Regions from separate parts of the Homo sapiens genome. Here region 2 is linked to region 1. Evidence: chromatin loops called from intact Hi-C (ENCODE). Cell type or tissue: tibial artery. All regions are shown on one strand. Links, peaks and the distances in the headings refer to the core of each region. The heading gives the core; the rest is flanking DNA.

What was found. Hi-C counts contacts between places; a loop is a spot of excess contacts. Peaks named below come from ENCODE experiments on the same cell type or tissue, not always from the same donor. Only the 100,000 strongest peaks of a DNase experiment are listed, where the experiment ranks them.
Region 2: a loop joins it to region 1, with 2.2 times the contacts of the local background. A loop is called at or near these places in 2 of 110 quality-filtered maps.

The regions. Positions count from the first base shown.
Region 1 is chr1:2,434,230-2,445,365 of GRCh38, reverse strand. It overlaps a transcript of PLCH2 not described here. Among named protein-coding and RNA genes, the nearest start is that of PEX10, 27 kb to the right of the region's middle. In tibial artery, for the core only: no CTCF peak of the experiment used is centred there; a DNase peak (open chromatin) is centred at 4,705; H3K27me3 peaks cover 7,136 bases.
Region 2 is chr1:2,496,786-2,507,921 of GRCh38, reverse strand. It overlaps PLCH2 (phospholipase C eta 2), which reads right to left. Exons shown (of 22, transcript NM_014638.4): 15 at 10,912-11,094; 16 at 10,313-10,420; 17 at 9,275-9,399; 18 at 9,094-9,178; 19 at 8,692-8,838; 20 at 8,202-8,281; 21 at 5,513-5,810; 22 at 2,390-4,000. The coding sequence ends at 2,709. Among named protein-coding and RNA genes, the nearest start is that of PANK4, 24 kb to the left of the region's middle. RefSeq lists an enhancer at 7,651-8,850. In tibial artery, for the core only: no CTCF peak of the experiment used is centred there; no DNase peak of the experiment used is centred there; H3K27me3 peaks cover 7,472 bases.

The DNA.
Region 1 (11,136 bases), core at 1,079-9,078:
TCCCTGGGGACATGCCAAGCAGGCGCCAGTCTCCCTCCCTGCCTCGTCCAGACGAGGCTGCAGGCTCAGCTCTCTCACCTCCCAGAGGGCAGGGCCATCAGGCGTTCAGCCTCAGGGAAGGGGCCTGTGGGGACCCTCAGCACAGCCACAGGCACCCACTTGCCCAGTGCACACCTGCCTCCCTCATCCTTTCCAGACCCCAGACCCTCCCCTAGGGCAGTGCGGAGAATGTGGCCCTGGCTTAAGTGCAGAGGGAACATAGTGGGGGCCAATTTAGAGACGACTTCTCCCATCAGCCCAGGGTCCTAGGGGAGACCAACAGGCTGGCTTCTGTCCCCACCAACCAAGCAGGAGATAGGACAGTGGCCTCCGCCCTCTGACTTGCCCCTCCCCGGCCTCCCATGGTGCCTGAATCCCCTCTGAGGCTGCACCTCGCTGAAGGAGTCTCTAGGATCAGACACCCAGGCAGGCAGACACCATGGGCTCCCCAAGTCAGGGGTGTTGGGGCACCGTGACCCCGCCTCCCCAGACCAACGTGTCAGGGGACGAAGGGGACACCGATCGGGTCCATTCTCCTGGAGGGAGAAGGCCATGGGGGAAGGGCAGTTCCAGTGGTCTCAGTGGTCACAGTGGGGATCAGTGGCCACCTTGGCTGCCTCCAGTGTCACCAGACAGTGTGGGAGGCGGGGAGCGGAGGGGAGGGGAAGCCTCTTATCTCCTTGGCATCTTCCTCCACCAGCTCCAGCAGAGCCCATCTCCCTAAAGAATACCCTGTAGCTCTGCCGGCAGGTCCAGAGCCCAGGAGACCCCTCAGCAGTGGACACTCAAACACTTCCCCCTCCCGTGTCCTACAGACCATCCAGCAGGGCCGCCCCAGGGCCTCCGGAGCTCCCGCCTGCCCGGGCAGTGCCCGCTGCACCCCACCTGCTAGTGTGGGGAGAGGCCGGCTCCCCCCAGATGAGCACCTGCAGCCCAGGCAGATGTGCCATGCGGCAAGTCCACGCAGCACCTCCCGGACCCACACAGGGTGCCCTGCGGCACCATCCGGCAGGGATCGGGGTGCCCGGCCTGGGCTCAGCAGGGGTCATTCTCAGCACGGTCACAGCCCCAGTGCGACCTCCGCAGAAGCCCGGGGAAGGAAAGTTTGCCGAGGGGCGGCCCCCAGATCCCTCACCCCGCACCTGAGGCCATCCGGAGAGCTCAAGACCGCTCCGCCCGTCCCGCCCACAGTCCCGCGCCCGCACCCCTGCCCGTGCCACCGCGATCCGAGCCTCCGCTCCCGAGTCTGAAGCCCAGGCGGCTCAGCCCCGACCCGCACCAGGGCTGCGGCGCCCCCGCGCGTCCACCCGCGCATCCCGGTTGGCAGCGGCGCAGCGGCAGGAGCGGCACCTACTGTGCTTCTGCGGGGCGGCTCCCGCGTCCATTGTCTCCGTGGCGGCTGCAGCGAGGGCAGCGAGGGCGGCGGGGGCGGGGGCTGCGGGCCGGGAGGCGCAGTCAGCGGCCGGGCTCGGGCTCGGGCTGGGGCTCCGGCTCCCGCGGCATCGCCCCGCCAGCTCGGGCGGCCCGCGGCGGGCTGTGCGCGGTGACACTGCGCCCCGTGGAGGCGCCGCGCGAGGAGCGCGCTGTCACTCGTGCCGCCCGCACCACACCCCCTGCCCGCCCCGCGCCGGGAGGGGGCCGGGGGCGCGGGCTCCGCGGCGGGCACCGGGCTGGAGGCAGATCGGGCGCAACCGGGCGAGCGCGACGCACAGAACAGGTGGGGCGCGGGGCTAGCCGGCCCGCCCTGCGCCCGCCGCAGCCAAAGTACTTTCTCCGCAAAGATGCTCCTGCGGCCTTCCGCTCCCCACACCTCCCCCTCCGCCTCCCTCCGGCTCCCCGTGGCCCCAGCCGGCGGGACCGGGAAGGGGGCGGGGCCGAGAGCGCTTCCCATCTCCAGGCTGGGCGTTTGCCCAGGCGCTGGAAGAAGCCAAGACAGGGGCCCCGGCGACACTACAACCCACCCCCCACTCCCAACACCCTGGCGTTTGAGGACTGGGGCCTGGGCCATCCCTTCCCCATTTGAGGACTGGGGCCTGGGCCACCCCTCCCCCAACTAAGATGTCAGGGGCACATGCAGACCCTTGCAGAAGTGCCTGGGACTGCTGAGAACGGGGTACGGCCCAGCCCCAAGAGGGTGGCAGGGCACCCTTAGCTCCCATCGGGCGGCCAGCCCACCCACCTCTGGGGGGAGGGAGCTTGGTGCTGCCTCCTGTGCCCCCAGGGAGAACCAGGATGACCATTCCCCTGGGCAGGTCCCTAGCCCCACACCAGTCAACTCTTCCACTGTTCCAGACCCTGGAGGCCCAAAGCAGCCACAGAGACAGGCCCTAGACCCTGGGGACCCTCCCTGCCCACCAGGCTTCTCTGTTTCCAGGCACTTCGTCGGTTCCCCGCTCTGCTGCAGGCAGCCATGAAGGAGGAGGCGGGAGACAAGTCAAGAGAGACTGCCCAGCTCTGGCCTGTGTCCAGAGAGGCCTCAGCTCCCCCAGGTCTGCCTTGGCCACAGAGCCAAGAGGCAGAACTTTCCCAACAGACCCTCCTGGCAGACTCTGGAACAAGAAGGGCTCCTGCACTCAGAGCCCCCAGCTTACCCACAAGGCCAGCCTCCAGCCTTAGAGGGAAGCCACAGCGTTCACCCTAGGGCAGCCCCGTGCACCCACACCATGCTGCTTCTGCACCCAAGGGTCCCTGGACTTTGTTCTTTGGGTCTAATATGAGTGGTTCAGACTGAGAGGGGGTCCTCGCCAGAGCTGAGAAAGGGGCACAGGCCACTAAGGACACACACATCCCTGGGCCCGTCAGCTCTGCCTGCCAGGGAGAGGAAAGGCTGAGTCTGAGATGAGGCCCGAGATGGGCACCAAGCTGGGAGCCAGGGAGGAGGCCAGGGGTGGGGTAGGGGTGCGTGGGAGCGTGTCACTCAGGACCAGTGTTGCCGGAGTTTCTATTTTGCTCTCCAAAGCAGACCCTGCCCACCATCTGGCCCTGGCGTAGTGGCTGAAGAGGAGACAGAAGACACAGGTGCATGTCCTGGCTCCCCACAGATTCACGAGAGGCCTCAGTCTCCCCTCCAGACCTCAGTTTCCCCAGGAATAGACCTGCTGGTGTCTATGGTTCTTTCCTGATTGCTGAAGCCCAGGAGGTTTCTGACTCCCCCAAGCAGTCTATTGCTTGGCTGTGCCCCAGAGCCTGGGGCATGGTCAGGATTCCTCCTGGTGCAAAGCTCACCGCGGAGAGGCTACGTCCTGCCGCCTGCAGGGCCAGCTCCGCTCCCGAGGCTTTCTGCTTTCCAGGAGCACCAGGCAGTGCCATCTCCACACAGCCCTGGAGACTCTGTGCCGGGTGTGTGTTCCCGGATGTTTCATCTGGCTGAGGCTGGGCGGGCTCTAGCAGCCTCTGCCCAGGACCATGAGCCTGCAGTGAAGCCTCTGTCATCACTACCCTGAGGGGCTGACAGAGCCCTGCGCCCTGAGGTGTGGCTGCCTTAATGCGGGCTGTGGATGGAAGGCAAAGAGAGCCGCTCCTCCCCCAGTGAACCCTGCGGCAGCTCCAGGGCTTCTCCTCCAAGGAAAGGCTAGTTCCTGGCTCCCTTGGCCACACTGGCCCACGGGACTCCCAGACTCCACCCTGGCTTCCTCTCCCGGGGTGCTGGCTCCTGCAGCTTCTCTGCTTACCCCTACACCAGGGACCTAATGCCCAGGCCAGGGCAGAGCTGCCGCTCCTCCCTCTCCTTCCCAGGAGGAAACCCCACCGTGACAGCATCAGCTGGTCTGGGATCCCAAAGTGAGAGTGGACTCAGCAGATGAGTGGAGGATGGACGTGCCAGTCGATGCTCAGAAACGTGCAGGAGGAATAAATGAGGTGTGGGTGAATGAAAGAGTACCCACAGAGCTCGGTGCTGTGAATGAACATCCCCAGGCTCCTGCCCACCCCCATGCCCCCACGCTCAGCCCCTCCCAGTGCAGGCCCAGGAGCTGGCAGAAGCCAAACCCAGGCCGGATGCGACGCCTGCTTGGAGCTGGGAGTTGCTCTGGGACCATACGTGTGGTGCCCGCGCCTCTTCGCTTCTGAGGCTTCACAGCAGGGGCTGGCAGGGGCCGGCAGGGGCTGCCAGGGGGGCTCTCTCCACTTTTCCCATCCCCCGGCCCTCTAGGGGCTTTCCTCAGATGAAAGCCTGAGCACCCCTTTCACTGCCTGGCTTAGAGACCACCTGGAGCCAGGTGCAGTCAGGATGGGAACCCACCCCCTCCACTTCCTGGGCACCTGGAGCGGGCAGTGCCCTCTGAACCATGCCCATCTGCACCCCCTTTCCCGGACAGCATGGTCGGGGCGGTTTCCTGGGGGCAGGACCACCCGGGCACAGCCAGATCTTGGCAGTTGTGGAGCTCAGTGGCCTCAGATGAGGCCCCAGGAGGAAAGACCCACAGCCTTCCGTTCCCGGGGGGACGTGGCCAAGCACCAGGGACCCAGGGACAGAGGCAGAGAGATGACACCAACAGCAATGAGACAGAAACCTGGCCTCCTGCACGAAGCCAAAACCGAAACGCAAATTGGAAACTGTGAAAGAAATCTCCATCCTGAGCCAGAGGCTCAAGAATCCCTGGTCGCAGCATGCAAGATCCCCGGGCAGGCCGGCCAAGGCCAGCGACAGACATGGAGAGAGGATCCCTGGTCGCAGCATGCAAGATCCCCTGGCGGGCCGGGCAAGGCCAGCGACAGACATGGAGAGAGGATCACTGGTCGCAGCAATGCAAGATCCCCGGGCGGGCCAGGCAAGGCCAGCGACAGACATGGAGAGAGGATCCCTGGTCGCAGCAATGCAAGATCCCCGGGCGGGCCGGGCAAGGCCAGCGACAGACATGGAGAGAGGATCCCTGGTCGCAGCAATGCAAGATCCCCGGGCGGGCCGGGCAAGGCCAGCGACAGACATGGAGAGAGGCCTCCTCTCACGGCAGACTGTGTGGAGGCACCCACCACCATGGCCGGGTGCTCCTGGGGGCAACCCCGGCAGCCAGGGCACACCGCCTGCCCCCCACCCGAGATCCTCCCCAGCTCCAGCCCTCCCAGCCAGTCTTCCTTCCCGGGCGCTCCCAGATGGGCCACTTCCTGGGCCATACCCACAGACCCCATCTGGCCTGCAGGCCTCACTCCAATACACCCACCCCTGCAGCTGGACCACAGGCTACATCGGACCCCTCAGCCTGGCACCCAGGGCCCTGTGGACTGGCTGCAGCTGCCTTCTCTACCCTGTTTGCCCTTCCCTCATAGACACTCCACCAAGCCTGACTCCCCCTTCTCCACAGGCCCCCTGCCCACCCCTGCCTGGTTTCCAAGGTCAGGAACGAGGCACCTCCTCTGGGAAGCCTCCCTGGTTGCCTTGTCCCCCGCAGTGTCCCGGACATGACCTTGCCCTGATTTTGAGTCTGCCCTTCACATTAAGATCATGAGGTCCCTGCAGGCAGGGAGCCGCGTGCCCGCTGCCCTCGAACACTCCAGCCAGGCCTGGCTGCGGTGTCTCTCAGGCAATGCCTTTCCTCAGTGGAGAAGAATCCAGCTGGACTCTGACGGGCTCTCCCCACGGACCCCGGGACTCTCCCCCGAGGGTGGCAGTGTCAGCCCCAGGTGAACAGATGGCTCAGGGCCAGAGACCTGGGCGGGAGGTCTCAGAGGCCCTTCTGCAGCCTGAGGTCACCATGGAGGACAGACAGCCCGGAGAGGCACAGCTGAGCACTGCAGAGAGAGCACGTGCACGCAACTCAATCAATGGGCTTAATCGGGTAAACGTGCAATCCTCAGCAGCTAAATTTAGAAAGTGTGTGTTTCATTTTCCACCAGCATCTGGTCTGAAGACGTCCCGTTCTCAATCAGAACTCAAGACAACGAACGGGTGGGATGGGATCAGCTGCCCCTGGCTTGGCTTCCCATGAACAGGGCCCAGAACCCGGGGGCAGCCCTGGGGTCGGGGACCAGGTCTGGCCAGCACTGGGGTGGGTGGGCAGGGCTGAGCCTCCTGCTCTGAGACCCCCCAGGCACCTTGCTGCATGGGCTGGTGCCAGCGAGAAGGGTGAGGACACCCTCGGGGGGGCCAAAGGTCTTTATAGGCACTGCCTGCCCTTAGGAATCATTGAGGCCTGACACACCCTTTTCTCTGAGGGGGAAACTGAGGCACAAAGAGAGAAAGGCACCTGCCCAGGGTCCCCAGAGACATGGTATCCTGCCTTGAAACAGTTTCTCATTGGCAAGGGAGATATTTCCGTCCAGGTCTAGCAAGACAGGGACCCTGGGAGCTGGGTCAGGGCTGGGAGGGCGTAGTCAAAGCCACTTCTACCTGGAGCCACCCATGTGGCCAGAGCTGGGCTCCATCGGCCCATCCAGATCCCTGGGCAGGGCAGCCCACGCCGGCGAAGTGGGGCAAAACACTCAATGCTGCCGTGAATTGCCCCGGTTCCCCCCTGCACACGCTGCGCCCCCTGAAGGACCCTAGATCTGCAGGGAAGGTGCCCATGGGACCAGAGGCCCTTCTGGCACACAGGGAGGGTGGCAGACTGGTGGGCAGGCAGCGGGACGGGGGGTGCTCCCAGCTGGAATGATCCGAGCAAATTTGGAGGAAAATAGACTTCCAGGCTGTGGGGAGCAGGTGTTGGGAGGCGGGGGCAAGAAGGGACCTTCACCTGCCCTAGCCGCAGTGGCCGGGGGTGCTCTCTCTTGGGCAATCGGCAAAGACGATGTGGAGAAGCACCAGCCCCCTCCCCTTCCTGTGGGCACCCACACCCAGAGCCCTCATGCTGCCCTCTCTGATGGAGGCCAGGGTCGAGTGTGCACACCTTTGCAGGAGGTGAGCTGGAGGGGACATGGCAGGGGCATGGGAGACAGTACAGGAGGGAGTGCCTCCTGGACAGACCCTCCCCTGGACCTCCTGCTGACCTGGGCTGACCCTGGGCCCCTCGGCCTCACAGTCATGCCCCAGGGGTGCCAAGGGGCAGAGACTGGTGGGACCCAGGGACACTGGGCCCTGCCCTTTCTTCTTACCCCACGCCAGCCGGGCCCAGTGCACACTTCCTTGTAAACCAACTGTCGCCTGCACAGGGCCGGGCGCCAGCACACACCGTCTGCCGAGCGCCGTTCATCTCCGCGCTTGCTCATTTCCACGGCTGCCAACAGGCACGCTCTGAGCATCCCCAGGGCTCTGAGCCAGGTGGCTGGGAGCGCAGTGTGACCCTGCCCTGGGGGAGGCCTCAGCCCAGGGACCTGCAAAGCCAGCACACAACCAAGTTGCCAAGAACTTTACTAATGCTGAGGCAGTAGGTGCCAGGCGGGCCTGGAGGGACCTTGGCGGATGCTCAGTTGGGGTGGGGTGGCAGAGGCAGGCAAGGGCCAGATCGTGGAAGGCCTTCGAGGCCAAAGAGGAGGCGGTGAGAGGCGAGTTCTGGAAGACCACTGAGATGGACGGCCACGTGCGTGGGTGCATGTACTGTGTGTGCACGTGTGTGGTTTGGGTGCATGTGAACATGTGTTGTATGTACACATGTGTTTCCCTATGTGTGTGGGGGTGGGTATACATATGTGTGTGCACGTATGTGTGTGGTATGCACACGTGTATGTGCATGTCTGCACAAATGTGTGTGCCTTCGTGTGTGCGTGTGCATGTGTGTATTGCCTGTCCCTAGAGAGAGAGGCAGGGAGCAGGCGATCTGGCTATGGCCCCTGCTTAGCCAGGTATGACTTGAGGGTGGTTCTGAAGGGGTGGAGGCTGCAGGGGTGGAGCAAAGAGTGGGACATGGGACAGGAGAGAAACCCCCAGGCTGAGTCGGATGGTGGGCGGGAGGGTGTTCCCAGGATCTGGGCCCCCTAGTTGCGGTGGGTGCTATTTGCCCAGCAGGGAGGCCTGGAGTCAGGGTCTGAGGTTGAGTCCTCAGGGATGATGAATTTGAGATTTGGGCAGAGCTGTCCAGCTGGCCAGAGGAGGTCTAAGTCAGTCTTGGACAGGAGTAGGAGCTGGGCACTGCATGGAGCAACCCTAGAGAATGTGGGGGCCTCTGGAACAGGAGTCCGTGCTCAGAGAAGAGGGGCTCGCAGCCCACCAAGGCACCGAAATTGGCAGAGTGACCCCGGGCCATAACCCAAGCCTGCTCCCTCCCAGCCAAGCCCTCCATGACCCGGGGACCTGCTGTGGCCTTGCTGCTCCCTCACCTGCCCACTGGGCCCCAGGGCAACACTGAGCACCTGACCCATGGGGGCTGCCCTGCCCCACAGAAGGCGAGAGGCCTGGCGGCCCTGTCTGGGCTGGGGACTGTGGGAGGGTCTTGGGAGCAAAGCCCCGGGGAGGGGCCCCAGCAGCACCTCAGGTCCCCATGCTCACCCCCACCCAAGGTGCACCCTGGCCCCAGAGCTCCCCAGGAGGCCTCAGCTGGGTGGTCTCTTGGGACACTCTAACCAGATGGGCCATGCTGCCCACACCCTCCCCTGCCTGCAGGTCCCCACCTACCCTGGCCCAGGAAGACCAACCCTGCCCTCTTCACCAGACTCCAGGAGCCACAGTGCCCACGACAAGGCTGCATATGCCCACTCAGTGCCAGTTTCCAGGACACTAGGAGAAGGGACTAGCCTGACCCTCAGGCCATGCCTGCCAGCACAGCCTGCATAGCCACCCACCCCTGCCTCTCCAGGCCTCCCAGGAGACAGAGCCACAGGTGACGGCTAAGCCCTGGGGAGTCACCACTGACCTTGGAGGGAGGAAGGGAGGAGGGAGGAGGGAGGAAGGAGGAAAGGTGGAGGGAGGAAGGGAGGAGGGAGGAAGGAGGAAAGGAGGAGGGAGGAAGGAGGAAAGGAGGAGGAGGGAGGAGGGGAGGAGGGAGGAAGGAGGAAAGGTGGAGGGAGGAAGGGAGGAAGGGAGGAGGGAGAAAGGAGGAAAGGTGGAGGGAGGAAGGAGGAAAGGTGGAGGGAGGAAGGGAGGAGGGAGGAAGGGAGGAGGGAGGAAGGGAGGAAAGGTGGAGGGAGGAAGGGAGGAGGGAGGAAGGGAGGAGGGAAGAAGGAGGAAAGGAGGAGGGAGGAAGGAGGAAAGGAGGAGGAGGGAGGAGGGGAGGAGGGAGGAAGGAGGAAAGGAGGAGGCAGGAAGGAAGGAGGGAGGAGGAAACAGAGGAAGGAAGGAGGGAGCAGGGAGGAAGGGAGGAGGGAGCAGGGAGGAAGGGATGAGGGAGCAGGGAGGAAGGGAGGAGGGGAGGAGGAAGGAAGAGAGGAGGGGAAGAGGGAGGAGAGAGGAAGGGAGGAGGGGAGGAAGGAGAGAGGAAGGGAGGAGGGGAGGAGGGAGGAGAGAGGAGGGAAGCGGGAGGAAGGGAGGAGGGGAGAAGGGAGGAGGGAAGAAGGGAGGAGGGAGGAGGAGAGGAGGGAGGAAGGGAGGAGGGGCCCTCACTCTTTTCCTGGCCAGAGGGAGAGAGATGATGAGAGCCCAAGTCTCAGCAGCAAATTCAGCCCCACACTGGACAGACCAGGTGTTCCCAGCTGAGCCCCCCAGGTGTGGGGGCTCACTCCAGACTGAGCTGAGCCTCCCATCGCAGGGGCTCTGGACCCCAGCTGCCCACAGTTCATCATCTTCTCCACCCTGGCTGTACTCCACAGCCATCAAAGGACCCTGGAAACCCAGTCTCCCCTCCTGGAGATCACAACAGGCCAGGCGTGCTGTGGGCTCTGAGAGCCGTGTCACGCTGCACTCGGGCCCTGCCAGCCAGCAACTATTCCCACCTCTGTCCTCCCCAGGGACCCCATTGAGGTCCCTGGCCCCTTCCCCAGTCCCTGCAAAGAGAGGCCCCTGCGCCTGCTATCCCCGCCTCACTAACACATGCCTCCAGCCTCCAGCCTCCAGCCTCCAGCCTCCAGCCATTTGGAACCTAAAACAGCTTTGCTGGTGCCCTCTGACTACCCAGGGTGGTGTGAGAGCGCTGGTCAGCCCAGAGCCCGGGGACCCCTGGGCGTGAGCCTCACTTCCCTATCCTCTCTGAGGAAACACCCCGAGCCCAGGTGCCCTCCCTGCAAGAGGCAGCAACCGGGCCCCACCCCCCACAGCCCCTGCCCGGCCTCTGGCCTGCTCACTGTCCGCAGGTGACAGGGGTTCCTGGAGGAAAGGTCCTCACCCCCGGGACCATCTTCCACATGCTCTCCTTCGTCCTGGTGAGCTCCACTCCTCCTCCCAGCAGAGCTCCTGGACTGCCCACTTCTCTGCAGCCCAGGCAGGACCATCCAGGTCAGTGCACCTGCCTCCTGCTGCTGACAAAGCCAAGTCCCTGCGCCCCGGTGTTCTGCCCGGCCTGCTGCATGCTGAGGCTCGCAGGCCACGGACTTCTCAGAACAAATCCCCCCTGAGAAGCCAGCTCTGGGCCACGGGGACACACTTCTAGGGGCCTGCCTTCCCGTGCGGGCTCAGCTCTCCTGGGCAGCCTGGGTACAGCATGGGCGCCCGAGGACATACGCAACCCACAGCTGATTCTGCCCGGGGGTGGTTTCCACGGGGAGCCTCGATTTCCAGGTGAAGCACATCATCAGTGCACGTGGCACCAGGGAGAGGAGCTTGCATGGCCCCAGAGTGGGGACACAACCGGCGAGGCTCTCCCCACTTTTAGTGCGGCTGGCAGCCCGGGCAGCCTGGGGCTCCTCTGCTGGCTGTGGGGGGAAGGGGGTTGCTGGAAGCCAGGCCCTTGCCACACTTGGCCCTTCCGGGACTGGAGGGTCCCACGGCCCAGTGTCCAGGGTTCTGCATCTCAAAGGAGAGTCAGGGCCCCCGAGGCCAGTGACAGAGCTTGTGCCGCCCGCACCTGGCGGCAGCTGCTTTGTCTACAAAGGCAGTGTTTAATTTTGCTTTCCACAACCAGACTGCATTCTGGATACAGCTGAGGAGACAGATAAGGAACCTGTGCGTGGGGGAAATACGCCCCTGCCAGAGGCCCTGTGGGTGCCCGGGAGAGAAGGGGCCCCACGGCACAAGGAGCTGGGGCCACCTTCCCAGGTTGTAAACGGCTGTGAAGGTGAGTCCGTGTGTCCTGCCTCCTTCTAGAAAAGCCTCTGACCTGGCTTCAGGCAGGGACTGACCTGGGGAAGGCGCGGTGCCCC
Region 2 (11,136 bases), core at 1,070-9,069, 63 kb before region 1:
CCAGCTTTGACTTCATGTGGTGGGAGCTGTTCCTGGTGCTGAGCTGCTGGGCAGGCCCTGAGGAGGCTGAGCTGCTACCTTGCCCCACCACCCCCACCCCCGCTGGGGTCCCCCACATCCAGAGGCTTCACTGAGACCCCCAAGCACAGGCTGTCCTAGGCCAAGGAGGTGGGGTGGCATGGATCACCTTCCAGACAGCTTTGCTTGGTGGTCTGGAACCTGCAGAGGCTAAGACCCCTCCCTCATGGAGACCTGGCCTGCCCAGAGGTGCCCAGTGGCCATTTCTGGCCCCCACTGTGGTGTCTCTTCGTGACCTGCCCTTGGAGTCTGCGTGGAACCTGAGTCCCAGCCCTCGTGCAGCGGCCACCAAAGGGTCTCGTGTCCTGGCAGAGGAGCCCGGGGGCAGCTGGGCTATCCTGAGGTGGACTGTCCCCCTGGCTCCAGCTTCTCCCTCCTGTGGGTCCCCAGGGCAGAGGCCCAGCCCCCGGAACCCCATGGGCCCTCACCACTTTCCGGCCCTCTCCTCAGGCCCGGCTCTCTGATGGGGAAGCCCTCCCAGCCTGCATCTCTGTAGCCTTCCCTGACCCCACTCGGCCCCTCCAGCTCTTGCTCCCATCCTGGCCCCACCCTCACTGGTGGTGGGTGGCAGCAGTGGCCTGGCCGCTCTGGGCACCCGGATGTGTGACTGCCTGGCCTGACACCCACAGGGCTTGACCCCGGGGTTGGAGAGTCCATCTGTGCTGGGGACGCACCCACTACAGAGGTTTGGCCTGAGCCTGGCCCAGACAGGATGCCGAGGAGGAGGTGGGGGATGCACAGAGGCCTGGAAGGACAGAGCCAGGACAAAGACACCAGGGCCTAGCCCAGGCTCAGCCCCTGCACACCCCCATGCAGGGCCTGCCGGTGGCCACGGCCTCAGCTCCCCTCTTGCACAAGGGGCCACCCAGCCTATGAGCCAGGCACCCCTGTGCCTCCGGGCAACCCCAGCCTCTGTGACCCCAGCCCTTCCCCAGCCCTTTCCCAGCCCTTCCCCAGCCCTTTCCCGCCGAAGCCGGAGCTGGAGCAGGAGGGCTCTGGCCTCTGCCTTGTTCCCTTGATGTGGCCATTTCAACGGCGCTTTCCTCAAAACACGAGCTGGCCCCAGGCCCTCAGCCCCTCCTTGACTCCCGCAGACCCCCAGCTGGCTCCCCAACCTCTGCCCTGCCCACGGCACCACTTGGGGGCTCGCCAGGAGGCCTCGGTCACCAGGCTGCTGTCAGTGTCACTGCCGGGGGCTCTGTGAGTCCCCTGTCCCAGAGCTGAGACTCCTCAGGTTCAGGTGCCGCCCCGGGCCCCAGGCAACCAGCTCACCACACCCCTGCTCTCGGTGGGGCTGCAGCTGCCCACACGCAAGTGTTCTGGGGCTCGAGGATGACGAAGTCCTGCCAGGCTCTCTCTGAGGGGCGTGGTGGGGCTGGGGGAAGGGCGGCACCAGTGGCCCCTCTGCCTGGCTGAGCTGGGGAAGTGGTGACAGCGATTCCTGTGGCCGCCCACAATCCCTGTCAGTGCAGGAACATGGTGAGGGCAGAACAGCCCCCTTAGAGCTCCCCCAGCACCCCAGGATCCCGGCCTCCGGGCCTCAGGCCCGCCTTCCCAAGGGCCCTGCCTGGGCACAACGCAGCCAGGGGTGAGACGGGATACCCCGACAGAGCAGTGCTCATCCGGGTGGTGCGCCGGGCAGGCCCCTTGGGCAGCCGCAGGTGACAGAGCCTCATGGGGCAGGACATCCCCTGACTCCCCTGGCCACAGGGTGGGCCACACCCACTCCCACTGTTGGGGCAGCAGAGGACGGGCTGCAGCACAGGCTTCCAGAGGCCCGACCAGCACCCCAGCTTCTCTAGGGTAGGGGCCTTTCTGGAACCACCATGCTCTGCAGGCAGAGCAGTCCCCCGGGTTGGGGGGCCTGTGGCCCGGGGTTAGGGCCTGCGTCCTGAGGAGCAGGCTTTGCAGCCTACCCTGGGAGCCTGTCCAGCTCAGCCCTCTGAGGACAGGCCAGGTCTTTTCTTGGGGTGTCTTCTGGGCCTGGCGCAGGCTCCGACGGGCACCTGGTAAGTAAGTGGCACAGGAGGCTGAGCGAACGGGAAGCCCATGCGTGCTGGTGAGCACGTTTATCAGAACCACGTTTGGGAGTTGACAGAGGCTTAGGCATGGTGCAGAGGGTGGCGTGGTCGGTGCAAGGCAGATACAGGCTTCAGGGCAAGGCCCAGACGGCCGTCCTGAGCAGCCCTGGTGCCTCACAAGCACCCCCGCCTGTGCCGTGGCCAGGTCAGCCGCGCCTCCCGGGGCAGGCTCAGGACAGGTGCGCACAGATGCACACCACACACACCTGGGGTGAAAAACCAGGTAAAAATGGAAAGGGACTTGGTATCATTTTAATGTTGTATAAGTTTTGCTTCTAAAAATTTAAATATTTCTCTATGTACAGATCCTAAAACGCCGGGAAAACTGCCTGGCAGGGCCAGCCTCGAAGCCCCTCCTGTGGGCCCCGGGCCAGCAGCTTTAGCCTTTCCTCCCCGGGAGCAGGGGCAGGAGGGAGGCAGGGGTGGAGGGGACACAGGGCAGCCAGGGGGACACAGTTTTGGGGGCCTGGCTGCCCTGTTTCCTGAGCAAACAACACGCCCACCCCTGCCCTGGGCCTCCAGAGCCGCCCAGGTTCCCACCACTGACGGTCAGAGGCGGAGCAGGACCAGGTTTTCAGCAGCCGCGGATGCTGGCCCGAGGGCTCCCTTGGAGGGTGCTGGTGCATCCACACTGCCCTCGTGGCCCACGGAGCAGGCGCCCTCGGGGGTGCCCCGCTCCTCTTCTGGGGGTCCCTGCCGGCCCAGGCCCTGCAGTCTCTGCTGCCGCTCCTGGGCCTGGCGGGCCCGGCTGGCAATGGCACGCACGCGGCTGTGGCTGCGGGAGGAGGAGCGCCGCACAAAACCAGGGCCCCCTGCCACCCCCTCCCCAGCCGGGCCCAGGCTGGTGGGTGACGTGATGTCTCCTGCCTGCTGGAAGACAGTGAGCCAGCGCAGCTGCTCTGTCAGGGTGTCCCGTCTCACCCCTGGCCCCGACACCCGCCGTGTCCCTCCCGGGAGGCCCAGGCTGTGGCTCAGTCTGCGGGAGCCGCCCTCAAAGCTAGGGGCAAAGTCATCAGCAGTGAGGTCGCCCAGGCTCTTGGACTTGGCAGCCACGGGGCAGTCCTGCACGCCCACCAGGGAAAGGCAGCCCCAGGGAGGCCGGAAGGGGAGGCCAGCCATCCTTGGGGCCAGGGACCTGGGCTGCAGTTCGTCAGGTATGGGAGGCCGCTGGCCTGTAGCCCGAAGGTTGGGGTTGGATTTGCTCTTGGTCACAGGTGGCAGGTCTGGGCGGGCAGCCGAAGCCGAGTGGGGCCTGGGGGGCAGGCGTCCCATGTGGGCTCCAGCGAGGTTCTCACGGCTGCGGCCCAGGCCCAGGCTGGGCAGGGAGAGGTCAATGACAGTGTCGCTGGATGACATGCTGGAGGAGGAGGAAACGCTGTCTCGGTGGCCACATGGCTCCAGCCGCTGCCACAGCGGGTCACTGCCCGTGGCATCGGAGTACACGGCAGGAGCTGGAAAGGGAGCGGCCAGGGGCCGCCACCCTCCCAGGGGCTCCGTGGGCACCTGCCCCTCACTCTTCACCCTTCTAATCACGGGCAGGTGGCCCAGGGTCCGGGGCTGGCTCCTGCCGTCCGTCTGGCTGCCGGGGGCCCTCTCGTATGCCCCGCCGGCGCCCTCGCCGTTGCACGGCCGAGGCCTGCTGTCTCGGGGCTCCTCAGTGTCCTCTAGGGGGCTTGCCACATTGGCTCCGGGTCCTGTGGGGTATGGGGGCCGTCCCTGAGAAGAGCTGGTGGGGACAGCCGCTGGTGGCGGGGGACCAGGGCCTGGGGCGGGCTCCTCAGCGATGGTTTCCAGGCTGCACAGTGGGGGGAGTGGCCGCTGCGTGGAGAGGGGGCGGGTGTCTGTGGGGAGGTGGGGGAGTGAGAGAGAGCCAGAGGGAGAAGCAGAAGAGAGAGAGGGAGGCAGGGAGAGAGGCGGAGAGGAGTCGGATCAGGGTGGTGTCCCCGGTGCCCTGTGCCGAGGGTCGCCAGGCCCAGCTCCCACCCCGAGGCATCCCCCGGGCGCGGCACACTCGGTGTCCCCACCCTGCTGCTGCTGGGGCCCAGTCCACGCCCTGTGCCGCACACGGGGCCCTCCTTGGGCTGGGACAGCACGGGACACCGGGGCTGGGCCCCGTTACCTGTCACTCGCCGCTCTCAGTTCCTAACTACGGAGGCAGCGTGGGTGGGGGCAGAAAGGAAAGCTTGGTCAGGGGGGTCTGGAGGGGCAGGGTGGTGTGGGGCGGGCTCCGTGTATGTCCCTCCCTCCAGGCTAAGGAGACACCCTTCTAGTGGGGTGCTTCAGCCCAAAGCAGCGAAGCCCTGGGGCCCAGGGAATCTACTCCACGCAGCACTCAGCAGGCTCCAGGCGTCCCAGGGGCGCAGGAGACGCCCAGCAGCTGCACTACCTGCCCACATCAGACTTCCCAGTAGGGACCCCTGGAGCCTGCCCTAGAGGGAGGTGGGAATGGGATGGTACGTGGCCCCCAGTCCCAGGAAAGGCATCAGGGGCCATGCAGGTCGCCAGCCGCCCAGGAGGTGAGTTTGGGGAAGCGCCCAGCCGGAGGGGCCCAGCATGTCAGGCCACAGTCCCGGCCCCAGACCCTCAGCAAGAGCAGCTGGTTCTTCCCAGCCTGTCGGGCCTCAAACCAGCTCCACCCAAGTCCCAGGGCCTCAAGCTCAGACAGGAGGGCTGGGGCTATGGGCCACAGGCAAGCCAAGGGAGCAGAGTGCCACGGAGACAGTGCCACGGATACAGAGCCACGAGCACGAGCACACGAGGCGACACCGTCCACGCAGAAGCAGCAGCAGGTGACCCAGGCCCAGCCATGCCAGGGGCGTGCGGGAGGACCACGCAGGGCAAGAGGGGCTTACCGGCGGAGAACATGGGGGATTTACTCCTGATCTCCTCCAGCTTTTGAGCAAACAAGGCACTCATCTCTCCCTGCAGGGCCCCCGGTTGCCTGCAGGCACCCTCAGGCCAGCGGGGGGACCTTTCGGGGATGCCCGGGCTGTCTGGGCTGCTGGAGTCCGAGGACATGGAGCCGCTACCGCCTGGACCCTGCCTCCAGGCCCCAGGACCCTTGGGGGCCTCTCTGCTTCTCCCCGGGATAGCGTGAGGGTCCAGGCCACAGCAGGGGGCCCCCAGTGAGTCAGCCCGGGCCCGGGGCTGCTGGCGAATGGCTGCCTGCCTGCTTGCAGGCCCCGGGCTGGGTGGCCGCTCCCTCTGCAGGCCCCCGGTGTTCACGCCGGCGCAGGATCCCACCACACACTTCATGCATGTGGCGGCCATCCCAGCAGGCCCGGGGCCGTCCAGGACACGCGGGGGCCGCACTCGCACAGGGCTCTTCTCTGCCACCGCAGCTGGCGCCTTACCTCGGGGGCTGCCGCTGCCGGGCCCCTCCTGGGCTGGGGCTTCCGGAGCAGGTCCGGGCCCGGGGGGCACCACATCGTCTGCCACCCCCTTGGAGCCTGTGTCCCGTGTACCCAGGACCAGCTCCGGGAAGCCCCTGCGGCCCGGCTTCTGGCTCTTGGTCGGGGCGCTGGCCGTGCGCCGCAGGATCCGCTGGCTAACGGAGGGCCGGGCCGGGGGCCGCCCAGCAGCATGACTGTCCAGCGAGCCGGGCTTTGGGCCTCGGAGGAAGAGGCCTTTTAGGCCCAGAGCCTGCTTGACCTGCAAGAGAAGGAGCCCATGTAGCTGTTGCCAGGGGTCCCAGCCCAGCTGCAGCTGCTCCCCCAGGGCCAGCTCTCCAGACCGTGCCACAGACGTGCCATGCGTGTCTCGGTCCGAGGGGCTGGGCCACCTCAGGCTGGGGGTGTGTGGACACACCAGGGCCTTCAGGAGCAGGGTCCCTAGGGCAGCTCTGCCTGGGACAGTAGCTGCTACAGATCTAAGTACACATGGCCCACCCCACCCTTCCGGCAGAAACTGCCCTCGCCTGACCTGTCCAGGGCATGTGGGGCCCTTGAGGGGCATGGAGAGAAGGTCTTTCCCTCCGGAGGAGAGACCTCGAGCCCCAGCCTGGCCCACCACAGCCTGCACCTGCTCAGAGGCCCGCAGCCCCCGGCGCTAGCAGGGGACACTGGCGTGGCACTCCCTGGTTGTGTGTGCCCCACCCTCAGGCAGGAGTAGCTGGTCCACAGCAGGAGTAGCCAGGTGCAGCGGGAGGCCCACTTGCCCGGCCCGTGTCCTGCCCACTCCCATGGTGATACTCGTGCCCTAGGAAGTACCACCTCTTCCAGGAAGCCTTCCTGAATTCCCCCAGGCAGCCTTTTCTGGTCTTGCCCTGCCCTCCACTCATGTGAGCCCCCAAGGCCCGCAGCTGGCTTGCTGCCCCCTGAGCCCTGCCAAGATGGGCTCAGACTCCCAGCCCACCAGCACCTGGCCACAGCCAATCTTCCTGGACAGCTGGGCCCAGGAGGTCCCTGCCTGGGCAGAACAGCTGCTGAGAGGGAGGCAGCCGCATCTCCAGGGCGCAGAGGCCAGAGGGGCCCTCACATGCCAGATGCCCCCGAGACAGCACCCACCGCGCCCCCATGACGAGCCGTGCTCGTGCACAGAGCGGCCCAGGCCCGGCAGGTGGGTCACCCCCCTGCAGGGGCGCCTCTGGGCAGATGCGTTCAGATGGCCAGCACTTGAATCAGCTTCCTGATTCAAGATCCCAAATCTACGCATTTGGTCACAGTGGCTGGGAAGCCATTTAGAAGCAGATCCGGGATTCTGGCTCGGAGCGCCGGCCTCAGGGGTGCCCTCATCCCATGCACTGGCATGGTTGGCAAGGACAGGGAGGGAGTGGGAGGCGAACTCAGAACCAACAGCCTGAGGGTCCGAGATGGGGGCAGGAGAGAGAAGGAGGGGGATAGGAGGGGCACAGTGGGGGCTCCAGCGGGCTGCCCGCCAGGGAAGGGGCTGAGGGAGGGGAGGGAGGACTGAGGGAGGGGAGGGAGGACTGAGGGAGGGGAGGGAGGACTGAGGGAGGGGAGGGAGGACTGAGGGAGGGGAGGGGAGGAGAGGCCAGTGAGAAGGCGGCCACCCAGCTGAACCCTGGATCTGCCTCGTAAATGCCACTATGGCTGGGGATGGCCAGGGCCCCCGGAGCCATGTCATGATCCACGTCACATGAGCGACAGTCTCCAAATGCTACCAGGAATCATGGATGCTAATGGGGTGCGGCCTGGGCATGCAGGGGCGGCGGGCCGCACTGTCCCGCGCACCGGGTACCTTCAAGGCTCCTAACAGAGCTGCACTTCTAAAAGTAGGCTGTGGCCATAGAGAAGCCGACTGCAAGACCAAAGAGACAGGGGGAGCAGGTGAGGCGGCCACAGCAGTGGCGTGGGGAGCCCTGCAGCCTGGGGGACGAGGAACAGATGGGTGGATAGACGGCAGGGGCTGGATGGCACCTCTGGGCCCGAGAGCATGGCAGGAGAGAGTCAGCACTGGGCCTGGGCAGGCCCCTCCTGCTGTGTGTGCGGGTTCCCCGAGGGCCAGCTGCAGCCAGCAGGACCCAGAGGGCACTGGGCCCCAGCTCAAAGCCAGGGCAGCAGGGCTGGCACCAAGACCACTTCCTGCGGAAGCCGAGGCCCCACCCTGACCTGGGGCAGGGGACAGACATGCTGGGTGTGGAGTCACAGGCAAACCCGGGCAGCTGCCTTCCACGTGACACCAGGAAGTAGAGGGGTGGGGGGTAGTAGAGGGGAGAGGGGCATCACTCGGTCCCTGCTGAGAAGCCAGATGGCAGCACTGTAGGGGTGGAGGCTGCAAGGCCCCCAAGAGTCTGAGACAGGCATGGGTGACACAGGGCGGGGCAAGGCCCGGAGCACTCAGGACCTGTCCTGCCCGAGATGCCCAAAGCCAGCCCTGAGATCAGAGGTGGGCACTGGTGGCTCAGGAGCCAGGCCCCCACAGCAGCCCCTCTTGAGATAGAGGAGCAGAGGCCCGGGGAGGGGACCCTAGGCCTCACTGCCTGAGTTCAGGACCCAGCACTGGGGACACATGGGGGGGCATGGGACAAGGGGCTGGTGTGGCCCCTCCCCATGATGGCTGGTGGCAGGGGGTGACACTCACCTTACCGCTGATGTCACTGACAGCCACATGCACGAAGATGGAGGCCTCTTCCATCCCTTCTAGGTACACGTGTCTGTAGCCTGGAGCAGTGTGGGTCAGCAGGGTCATGAGGTCACAGCCTCCCAGGGCCCCCACCTGCTCTGCCCCCCATTCTACTTAAAGGTCCCAAGACCCCAGATACACCCAACAAGCCCAGGCCTGGGGCCTCTGCCTCCTGTGGGCCCAGCACTACCCCACCTCCTCCAGGAAGCCCATTGGCATTGCACCAGCCTGCAGGGACCTCTTCCTGGGGGTGGCCCCTCCCCCACAGGCCATGCCCCTGCCTGACCCGCAGATCCCCAGGCTGGCTCTCCTCCCGTCCTCAGCTCCTGTCTCTTTGGTGCCAGGTGCAGGCCCACCTACACAGGCACTGACTCACAGGGGAAAGAGTACCTGCCCTGCCCTGGGGCCCTCGGCCAGTGTGGGGGGCACCGTGTCCACTCCTGCCCACCTGGCATCATGCTGCTGAAGGCCAGCGTCCTCTGGCCAATGAAGTCACGCCCGATGGGATCGTGGTCCCAGACGAGGAAGCGGACCAGCGCGATCTCCGGCATGTGCACCATGAAAACCAGGGTCTCCTCCCAGGTGGGGTTGAACCCTGGGGAAGCAGCGCCAGGAGGAGTGTCCCATGGGGAGGGCCCGGCCCAGCACCGCTCCAGCCTGGAGCCCCCGGCCCACACCACTCCCAGTGCCACTCCCGGTGCTGCTTCCGGGACTGCCCACCTAGAGGGGAGGGCGCCCAGGACTGTCACTGAGGGAGGCCTGGGCAGGGCACCCGGGCACACCAGGTAGCCCCAACCCTCCCCCCTCAGACTTCCATCACAGGTGTGACGGAGCCACGGCCCAGCCTCACCGTTGTCGTCCACCACGCGGGTCTGCTCCCTGCTGCAGTCCACAGGGAGCCCAATGATCTCCACCTCCACAAAGGGGTCGATGATCTGGGACACAGGAGTGGGGGTGGCATCAGGGCCCATCGCGATGCCCGGCCCGCCCCCAACTCCCACCCCTCCCGCCTGTGTGGGGCTGGCCCCCACCTCCCCACGGTCCCCCAGCATGGAGTCGCGCGGCTTGGGAAGCTGCTGGCCACTGATGATCCGGAGCACCAGCTGCTTCTTGAGCTGCCCGGGCAGGGGGTCCTCCGAGTTGGGGTTGAACACGCCTGAGGGGATGCCGGGGAGGTGGTCAGTGGCCCAGCCCTCAGCAAGCCCCCTGCTTGCTGGGGCATGGCTGCCAACAGCCCCCTCCCCAGCCCCCACATAGGAGACTGGAGCCGGTGCCAGGGGGAGGGAGGGAGGCAGTGGTCCAGGGGGGCACCTCGGGGTGCACCTGGCCCAGTATGGATCACCTTTGTGGCTACCGCAGCATGTGGGACAGAGCCCATGCCTCCCACAGCTGAGCCGAGGAGGTCACATGGCTTCTGGGGGTGGGTCTGGGTCCCTGGGGGTATGAGGGGTGGGGTCTCTGGTGACAGTGTCCCCAGGGCCCACTCAGGCTGAGAACTCTGAGGAGGGCAAGCCAAGGGCAGAGGTGGAAGTAGCTGGTCCACAGCAGGAGTAGCCTGGTCTAGTGGGAGGCCTGCTCGCCCAGCCCCTGTCCTGCCCTCTCCCATGGTGATACTCCTGCCAGGGCCACAGGGGGACCAAGCTGGAAGTCATCCACAGCAGACAAAACAGAGGTGTCTGAGAGCCGGGAGGAGGTTCCTCCAAACACCCAGCCCAGACCCAGGTCCTGAGACCCACAGAGGGGCCAGGCACAGGGGGCTGGGTCGCTGGCACTGGGGCCCCTCAGACAAGTCCTGCCATGAATCTCATGTGGGGCCCAGGCTCCCCAGTTCTCCATCCCTGGATTCCTGACGGAGCTGGGCCCTTCTTTGCAACGCTAGCAAGGAGGGTTCCCCCACCCACCTCCCCAGCATCCTGGGAGCTTCGTCCCAACCTGACCCTCCAGGGGACTCTGCCAAAGCCGCCCCCACCCCCTTGCTAGCCTGTGGGGCTCCGATCTCTGTTCTGGGGACACCCAGGAGGCCCATCCGAGCCCTGAGCGTCCGAGCCCTGAGTGTCCGAGTGCCTCACCCTGGCACATGCACCCAGGCTTGAGTACGTAGCCGCAGCCACCGTTGGCGCTGAACTTGGCTCGGTTCAGCTGCAGCATCCGCCCCTCTGACTGGTAGTTCAGGGCAACTGCGAGGGTGACACAAGGCTGCCCTGGTCAGCACCTGACCTTCCAGGTGTGTGCCCCGCCCACCCACCACCACACGCTAGCCTCCCCTGCACAGCTGCCGCGTATCTGCCGTCTGCCCCTCGTTCACCCAATGTGAATGGGACTCCAAGGTTCACACCTGTGCAGGACTGAGGCCAGCACATCCTGGAGGGACATCCCCGGAGCTGGCGCAGCCAGCCTCGCAGGCAGGTATCCCTGGGAGTAGGTGGACAGGCCTGCACCATCGCTCCCACATCCCCCACAAGGCCTGAAGGACCCTGCCCCAGTGCTAGCCTGGTGTCAGTGGCAGCCTGGTGTCGGCAGCATGCCACAGAGGTGTGGAGGCTCCAAGGGCAATAGAGCCCAGGACAGAACCGAGGCCCCAGCGGGTCCCCTGCTCGCCCCTTGGGCTTCAGGGACCGTCTGAGCCGAGCCCTCCCCACCACACCCAGCGCACCATGCCCGCACCCACCCATTTGGCAGCCGGCGTTCCAGAAGGGCTGCGGGTTGTAGTTGCTGGAGTCCACACGGTAGGAGGAGGGGTAGATGCGGGAGAGCTGCTGCTGGTTGAAGCGTAGGTACTGCGCCGGCTTCTGCTGCAGAATCTGGTGGGCCTTGGTCTCGCTGAAGGACGACACCTGCCAGCTGGACGCCGCTGTGGCGCCGGTGACCGGGCATCAGACTGCCAGTCCTCGAC